Linked DNA regions of Homo sapiens: region 1 is linked to region 2. The links are chromatin contacts, found by Hi-C in ENCODE. All regions are on one chromosome and are shown on one strand. Each heading gives the region's core, a stretch centred on a gene start or an enhancer-like site at or near the end of the contact. The rest is flanking DNA. Distances are from core to core; before and after follow the strand shown. Region 1 holds the start of GRPR (gastrin releasing peptide receptor). Region 2 overlaps OFD1 (OFD1 centriole and centriolar satellite protein).

Region 1 (5,331 bases), core at 1,962-4,461, 2.4 Mb after region 2:
AACTCAATATGCCTGAAGCCAAATTCAGCCTTTCCCTCCAGAAGCTTCCCTTTTGACCTTGCTCATAGCCAGTGGGAAGAGGCTTTGTCTCCACACTCTGTGGTCCCATTGAATCTACCTGTTCTCCTAAATTCTATCAAGTCACTGTTGCCCACCTCATGTTAGAGCCCCACAGAAAATCCAGTCTTTTGGAAAGATGAAAAAGGTGACTCTATTGACTGAAATAGAAACAGAAGTGACAACCCTGTCCCAACACATAAGAAAAGATGCTGAGTCATACTCCAATTCTATTCAGAAATTGGACTCCCTGGGGACAGAGATTTTATATTACATTTGTTCCATGTCATGTTCACATGTCAGAGGCATCTCATGTTCACCAGTAAATAAAAAGCTAAGCAAATGTCTGAATACGTTTGGTGTTTGGTGTTCCGGCTCTGCCGGAAGGTGACACATAATGGTAGGGATGGAAAGAGTCATTATAGTTAATTAGTTGAAATGACATAGAAATTATGGAATTAGCTTTTTTTTTTTTTTTTTTTTTTTTGAGAGGGAGTCTTGCTCTGTCGCACAGGCTGGAGTGCAGTGGCACGATCTCGGCTCACTGCAAGCTCTGCCTCCTGGGTTCACGCCATTCTCCTGCCTCAGCCTCCCAAGTAGCTGGGACTACAGGTGCCCATCACCACGCTTGGTTAATTTTTTGTATTTTTAGTACAGACGGGGTTTCACTGTGTTAGCCAGGATGGTCTCGATCTCCTGACCTCATGATCCACCCGCCTCGGCCTCCCAAAGTGCTGGGATTACATGCGTGAGCCACCGCACCTGGCCCGAATTAGCTTTTTAAAGCATCCTTGATCCCCGAAAATATTAGATGTCAAACCTCAACGCACCTTTACTCCTAAAATACCATTAGAAGAATCTATAGTGCTGTGGAACACATAATGCTAACACCAGCTATGAGAAATCAATATCTATCAGCATCCCCTTAACTTACATTGGAAGAAACACTAACCACCCAATTAGATTTAAGTAGTGAGGCTGACTCAGCACACAGGGGTGTCTAAAGAAATAAAGGGAAACAACATCCAGAAGTTCTCTTTGTGAACCAAAAATATGCCTTTTAGACCAAACTTCTTAGCAAGAATACAAGATCCATCACAATCTCACCCAAACCTGCTTCTAGCTGCATTTCACGCTGTTCTTTTTCCACCCCTGTCTTCCAATCTGGGTGACCCTCTGGATTTATAGATGTCCCTCTGCTCAATGTCATGCTCTTTCCTTTATGCCTTGATCCTAGGCACATATGATTTTCTTCATTCAAAAGACCTTGTCAACACTTAACCTTTAAAGATATCGTCTTTTCTGGAGAAAAGGTAGTTGCTTCACTCCAGAGAGGGGTTGGGGTCTAAAGAGCTGTGAGAGTACACATCTTCATGCTATTTTTCTCAGCCTCTTGCTCAGTGCCTGGCAACTGGTAGATGTTTGATAAATTTTTTTCAAGTAAATAAAGGAGTTGCTAATTCACTCGTATGAGTGCTTGCCTATTGATCTGAGGTCAATCACTCTTCTGAACTCATTGGGCTTTTCCAAAGTAAGCCTTTCCCCCTCAATCTAATAATGATAATAATAATAAGTGCTAATATTAATTGAGCACTTACTATGTGCCAAATACTATGCAATCTTAACATGAATCATTTCATCTAACTTCATAAGTTCTCCTCACCCTGCAGATGAGGAACCTGAAGCTTAAGACACTAAGTAACTTGCCATAATTATAAATGAGGGAGCCAGGATTGAAGCAGAGCCTGTGTACTGTATCATTAAGCTATATTGCTGGCAACTAATCAACACCACTGGGCTCATGGCTATTGGCTGGTTACTGGTGCTACTGATCTCTGCCGAGAAGCTCTTCCACCTCTAGCCATGCAGCATCAGTCTCCCTCCTGCTGGCAGAGAGGGGCGCTGAGCCTTTCATATTTACATAGAAAGCATGGCAGCAGCCTCAGTGTTGGAACCTGCCACTGGAAATGTCCATAACAACACAGTTGGGGGCTTTCTTTGTGGGCCCTGGCATGGTAAGTGCAAGTTTTGTTATTCCTTATGGGTTCTGAAAAATGAGACTTCACCTGTTAGTGACTGGCTTCACGTCATGTACCTGGAGGAGCTGGCTTCACATACGTCATAAAGATGCACTCTAATAATGTATTTAGAAGTTGTTGGCTAAAGGTCTAAGCCTGATTCTAATAGCACTTCCTCAATTAAGCTTTTTCTAGCACTCCTTCAACGATAACTTACTTCTTTTACCACCCACTCAATTCCTCAGTATTGTATCTATCACGCTTTTATAGTTCTTTATTTTCCACACAGGGCTATAAAGAGGATATTTGCTATAAAACATGGCAAACATTCAATTAAAAATGCAAATAGCTGCATCAAAATGCCGATTCATAAAATTTTTAGATCAGATGAGAAAAGACCCATTTTTCTGGAAAAGACTATTGATCATTGAGAGTTAAGAATACAGCTGGTTCCCAATTTAATTTCTCCCTGGTAAACAGAATAGGAATGGCTTGGCAAATCTACAGGAAAGAACATGTGTGCATTGTGCTTCTGGCTTTTCCAGATGTCAGTTGCTGAAGGTTTAAGGTGTGAGTCTGTGCATGTGTTTCTGAGGATCAGTCCCTGTTCAAAGAGGCAGTGGGAAGACTGAGTGGGATAACTCACACATGGACACCCTGTGCATCAGTGTGCGTTTAATTCAAAGACAGACCTCATTTGATAGCAATATTGACATGTCATTCTAATGAATTAGAAAAAATGAGAAAATGGGATGTAAATCCCCATCTGGATTCATGGGGATAGTATCAGAAAGATTTTCAGTGCCTTTGCAGAATGCTAGCAACATTTATTAAATACCTACCCTAGGTGCTATGTGCTTACATGAGAAGCCAAAGGTATCTGTTAAGCTAGGTAGGAACTGCAGTCGGCTGGTTGCTTCTCATCTGGAGAAAGCAGGCAACTGGGCAGTGATTGAAGTGTCCAGCAGGGGGCTGGCATTCTCTGTCTATAAGTAACACTGGTTCCTCTTCAGAGCCTCAGCTCAGCGGAGCTGCCGTTTGCTGGTGAAGCCCGTGACGTGCAAAGCATCCTGCCTATAGGATTTGAGGATTTCTCAGTGCAGTTTTTTTCTACCCACTTTAAACCTCCAGATTCTAAATATCAGGAAAGACGCTGTGGGAAAATAGCAGGCCAAAAGTTCTTAGTAAACTGCAGCCAGGGAGACTCAGACTAGAATGGAGGTAGAAAGAACTGATGCAGAGTGGGTTTAATTCTAAGCCTTTTTGTGGCTAAGTTTTGTTGTTGTTAACTTATTGAATTTAGAGTTGTATTGCACTGGTCATGTGAAAGCCAGAGCAGCACCAGTGTCAAAATAGTGACAGAGAGTTTTGAATACCATAGTTAGTATATATGTACTCAGAGTATTTTTATTAAAGAAGGCAAAGAGCCCGGCATAGATCTTATCTTCATCTTCACTCGGTTGCAAAATCAATAGTTAAGAAATAGCATCTAAGGGAACTTTTAGGTGGGAAAAAAAATCTAGAGATGGCTCTAAATGACTGTTTCCTTCTGAACTTGGAGGTGGACCATTTCATGCACTGCAACATCTCCAGTCACAGTGCGGATCTCCCCGTGAACGATGACTGGTCCCACCCGGGGATCCTCTATGTCATCCCTGCAGTTTATGGGGTTATCATTCTGATAGGCCTCATTGGCAACATCACTTTGATCAAGATCTTCTGTACAGTCAAGTCCATGCGAAACGTTCCAAACCTGTTCATTTCCAGTCTGGCTTTGGGAGACCTGCTCCTCCTAATAACGTGTGCTCCAGTGGATGCCAGCAGGTACCTGGCTGACAGATGGCTATTTGGCAGGATTGGCTGCAAACTGATCCCCTTTATACAGCTTACCTCTGTTGGGGTGTCTGTCTTCACACTCACGGCGCTCTCGGCAGACAGGTAAGTACAGGCTGAAAGTTACATGCTCTCCAAGGGTGATAGACGCCTGGGTAAATGAACTACCATGTCGGGACAGGGAGCTGATTGCACAAGGGAAGTTTTACTCAAACACGGATTCCCTTCCAGGCAGGTTTTTATTCTGGGTATGACTTCTTGAGTGTAACATATTGGTTTAAGAAAGAAAAGTGAATGATGGGGACAGAAGGAGACAGATGAGAAAAAAAAAATCTCTAAGCAGAAAACTGAGGTGCCTTTTTCTGGAGACATATCTATTTAGCATTGCCTTTTCCTAACTTCTCCCTCCTTGCAAAATTAATTGACCAGTGAGAAAGACAATCACACCCAATAGAGTTTAAACCTCAGGCAAATGTTTTTTAGGAGCAATTGAAACCCCTCAGAGAACAGGAAAGTTCCACTGGATTTCTTCAAAACGTTCTTTCAGAAATAACCAAGAGGAGAAAATAAGCCTCATTTCTCTGAAATTCATTTTCCTCAGACAGTTTAACTTTTCTCACAGCTGATTTTGAATTTGACTCTCTGTGATAGAACAATTGTATGCCGGTTTTCCTAAGTCTCTCTTAAATGAAATCAAACATTATTTGAGTTTTTAAAATTTTCTGGAGAAAGCTCTATTCAAGGTTGATTTCTAATTTTAATATCTTTATTGACAATACTTCATATACCATGCTTTTGGGGCTTATTGTGGGGAGGAAGAGGGAGTTCACTACAGTTTTTTATTCTGGGAAATATACATATTTGCAAACTGCATTTCTTGTGTGAGCACATTGCATAAAAGTTTACGTTTATTCAGTCTTAAAACTATATATTCATTCTTTGAACATTTATCAAGTGTCTAGCATGTAAGAAACACTTACCTGAATTAGCAAGTCAAGAAATAGCTGCAGGTTGTTCACATAAATTACTGAACATACTTTATGTACTTCTGTGTTCTGGAAATTGGACATAGTAATGAATAGACTTTCAGACACAGCATAGACCATATGGTCAAACCCAGAAAAACTGCTGCAATGAACCTAGACTATAAATTTTTCACTTATAATCAACTGTATGTTATGTGTTAAAGATACAGAAGGATTTGAGAGTGTTCTGGAAAAGACATAGATGCTGCTCTTGAAAGTTTATACTCCGAAGAAAATGTCCCACATTTTAATACATGTGGTGCTGGATTCTCATTTTGTAGAGGAACAAACAGTCCTCAGGTGATCTGGCTTTGTTGAGTAATGGACAAATAAAGATAGTGTTATCAGTATTTATAGACATGTGTTTATGCTTAGCTACCTGAAGCACACTGCCCAGC
Region 2 (2,500 bases), core at 1-2,500:
TTCTGCAGTGATAACGTGACTTTATATTCGTAATAGTAATAAAATGGAGAAGAAAGCAAACTCACCTAAACATAAAATTTTCTGAGTGCCTGATGGTGCCCACTGTTATCTCTCGATTCTCACCCTGATAAGTATTACAAACATTCACTGTCTTCTGATTTCTGCCTGCATGCCCTAGAGTTCTTTGATATGACTGAAAAAGATGGTGAAGAACTTGTTTGTGTGTTCTGCTTGTGTTTTTTTTTAATAGGGACCCTGTTGTTTACTGTCATAAAGCTTCTTGGAATTGGCAGAACAAAAAGAGTACAAACATGATAAGAGAACTTTTCCTTTTGAAGCAAGCTGTGATTTGTTTTACATTGATTTCTTTTCCTATTCTGAATCTTTTCAGATTGAGCATTCTGCACAGCTGAAGGCCCAGATTCTAGGTTACAAAGCTTCTGTAAAGAGTTTAACTACTCAGGTTGCCGATTTAAAATTGCAACTGAAGCAAACTCAGACAGGTTAGAGACGTTTTAACCCATAAATATTTTTGTATGTATAAAGCTTCTGGTGTCTGTGAAAATGTAATGATCATAATTTATTGAATATTAATTATTGTTTTAGGGGAAAAGCCATAGAAATATGTGTCATCTTAGAAGTAAAACTCCCTATCCATTTTGGTAATACCATCTGGATCATCAGCAAAAGTATTTTGCTTCATAGGTGCCTCATGGCTTGGGAGAGTCTCATGCCCCAATAGGAAAGGCGTGGTGGTAACATAGAAGTCCCCATATTCATTATAGGATTTCCTTTTTTATTTGTTACCCCAATGTTAACACCAATTCAGTAGTTTTACGGATTCCTTGATAGATATATAAATATACAGGACAAGCAGGGTGGTTTAGCAAAAAGAATATTGCCTTCAGAATCAGAACTGTTCTTCTTTTGGACCCGTTTTGAAGTTGTTTGACCTTGGGCATGTTACTTTAACTTCCTTGGGCCTCAGTCTCCTCATTTGTAATGGGGATAATAATACCTACTGAGCCATGATGAAAAAGATGAAATGGGTTTCAGTCCAGTGCCTGGGACATAAAAGACACTCAGGAAATGGTTATTGGTATCATTTTATTATTGTGTCTTCACTGTGGATGCATCTCTGCCCCTTCCTACTTCGTAAGAAGGATATTAAAGTTCAGATACTTTATTCTTCAGTTGCTTTCAAGTTCAAAGAAAGTACGTATGTGTTACCAGTTCAACTGGGTCTGAGCCTTCCTTGTTCCCACCTGCATTGTTTCCTCATCAGCTCCTTGCTCTCTTCTACCAGCACTTGTTTTATTTTTATCTCTACTCGTTTCTGCTTTTTTCTGTTCCTCATTTTCTTTCAGTTCTGTTTGTGAAACTTCTCACAGCTGAAATCATAGCAGTCTCCTATCAATAAAAAATAGTTGAATGAGGATAGAACTCTTTCGCATGCATGTGTTGCCGAGGGCAAGCTTCTTTCTTGTAGCATCACGGGGAGGCATTGCAGGAGAGAGGGGCAGGTGCACTGGCTTTGCATTAGGAAAGCCCAGTAGCTCTTAGACTTGCTAACCGTGTGACCCAGCCTCAGTAAGCTTTAGTCCCCCCATCTGTAAAATGGGAGCAGTGAGAGTTTCTTGACCACAGTGTTGTTGTGAATGCAGGTCCTCACTTCCTTATATGAAACTCGGGCCATATGCTGTGGATTTCGCAATAGCCCTGGGAGTTCTGAACAGCATCCTATAGTAAAGCACATTAATTATTTTGCAGTCAACTGTATGAATATTCATGCTGGGATAAATAAAGATTATAAATGGGTTTACATCAGTTCAGGTCAAACTTTTCAACCAAATGAGTTCAAGTCTGGTTGGGCTTTGCCACCAAATAAATTATGAATAAATTTTCAGTTCTCAGAGCCTTGTGGCTTTCAAAATTGTGCATAATGGATTCTGAAATTATATCATGTTACAAAAGACATACAAAGCTGTAGCTGGTACAATAAGCTCTCAGTAAATGTTAGTGGTTATCGTTACCATGGCTTCAGAAACTGTATAGTGCAAGTTTGTCCTTATTACTCTCTTCCATTTTTCAAAAAAATAATATTCTCAAGTATATTTTCTTCTCTGCCTTGTCCACTTACTTCTGAAATTGGCTTTTTGTACCCTGCAGCCCTAGAGAATGAAGTGTACTGCAATCCAAAGCAGTCTGTGATCGATCGTTCTGTCAATGGATTAATAAATGGCAATGTGGTGCCTTGCAATGGTGAGATAAGTGGGGATTTCTTGAACAATCCTTTTAAACAGGAAAACGTTCTAGCACGTATGGTTGCATCAAGGATCACAAATTATCCAACTGCATGGGTGGAGGGTAGTTCCCCTGATTCTGACCTTGAGTTTGTAGCCAATACTAAGGCAAGGGTCAAAGAGCTTCAGCAAGAGGCCGAACGCTTGGAAAAGGCTTTCAGAAGTTACCATCGGAGAGTCATTAAAAACTCTGCCAA

What was found. Hi-C counts contacts between places; a loop is a spot of excess contacts on that map. Pooled maps may share reads with other maps.
Region 1: a map with no recorded cell type shows a loop between it and region 2 (4-fold over the local background). The contact joins the promoter of GRPR here to the enhancer-like site in region 2. A Hi-C loop is called at or near these places in 3 of 37 single-sample maps with no recorded cell type and 2 of 50 pooled maps.

Annotation. Positions count from the first base shown.
Region 1 is chrX:16,120,354-16,125,684 of GRCh38, forward strand. GRPR (gastrin releasing peptide receptor) reads left to right here and starts at 3,212. Exons shown (of 3, transcript NM_005314.3): 1 at 3,212-4,013. The coding sequence starts at 3,601. RefSeq lists an enhancer at 2,913-3,207.
Region 2 is chrX:13,757,946-13,760,445 of GRCh38, forward strand. OFD1 (OFD1 centriole and centriolar satellite protein) reads left to right here. Exons shown (of 23, transcript NM_003611.3): 15 at 392-503; 16 at 2,170-2,500. Among named protein-coding and RNA genes, the nearest start is that of OFD1, 24 kb to the left of the region's middle. RefSeq lists an enhancer at 1,409-1,498. Within about 2 kb of position 1,251, at least 4 of the 41 ENCODE cell types and tissues checked have a DNase peak (open chromatin) inside an H3K27ac peak, as active enhancers do.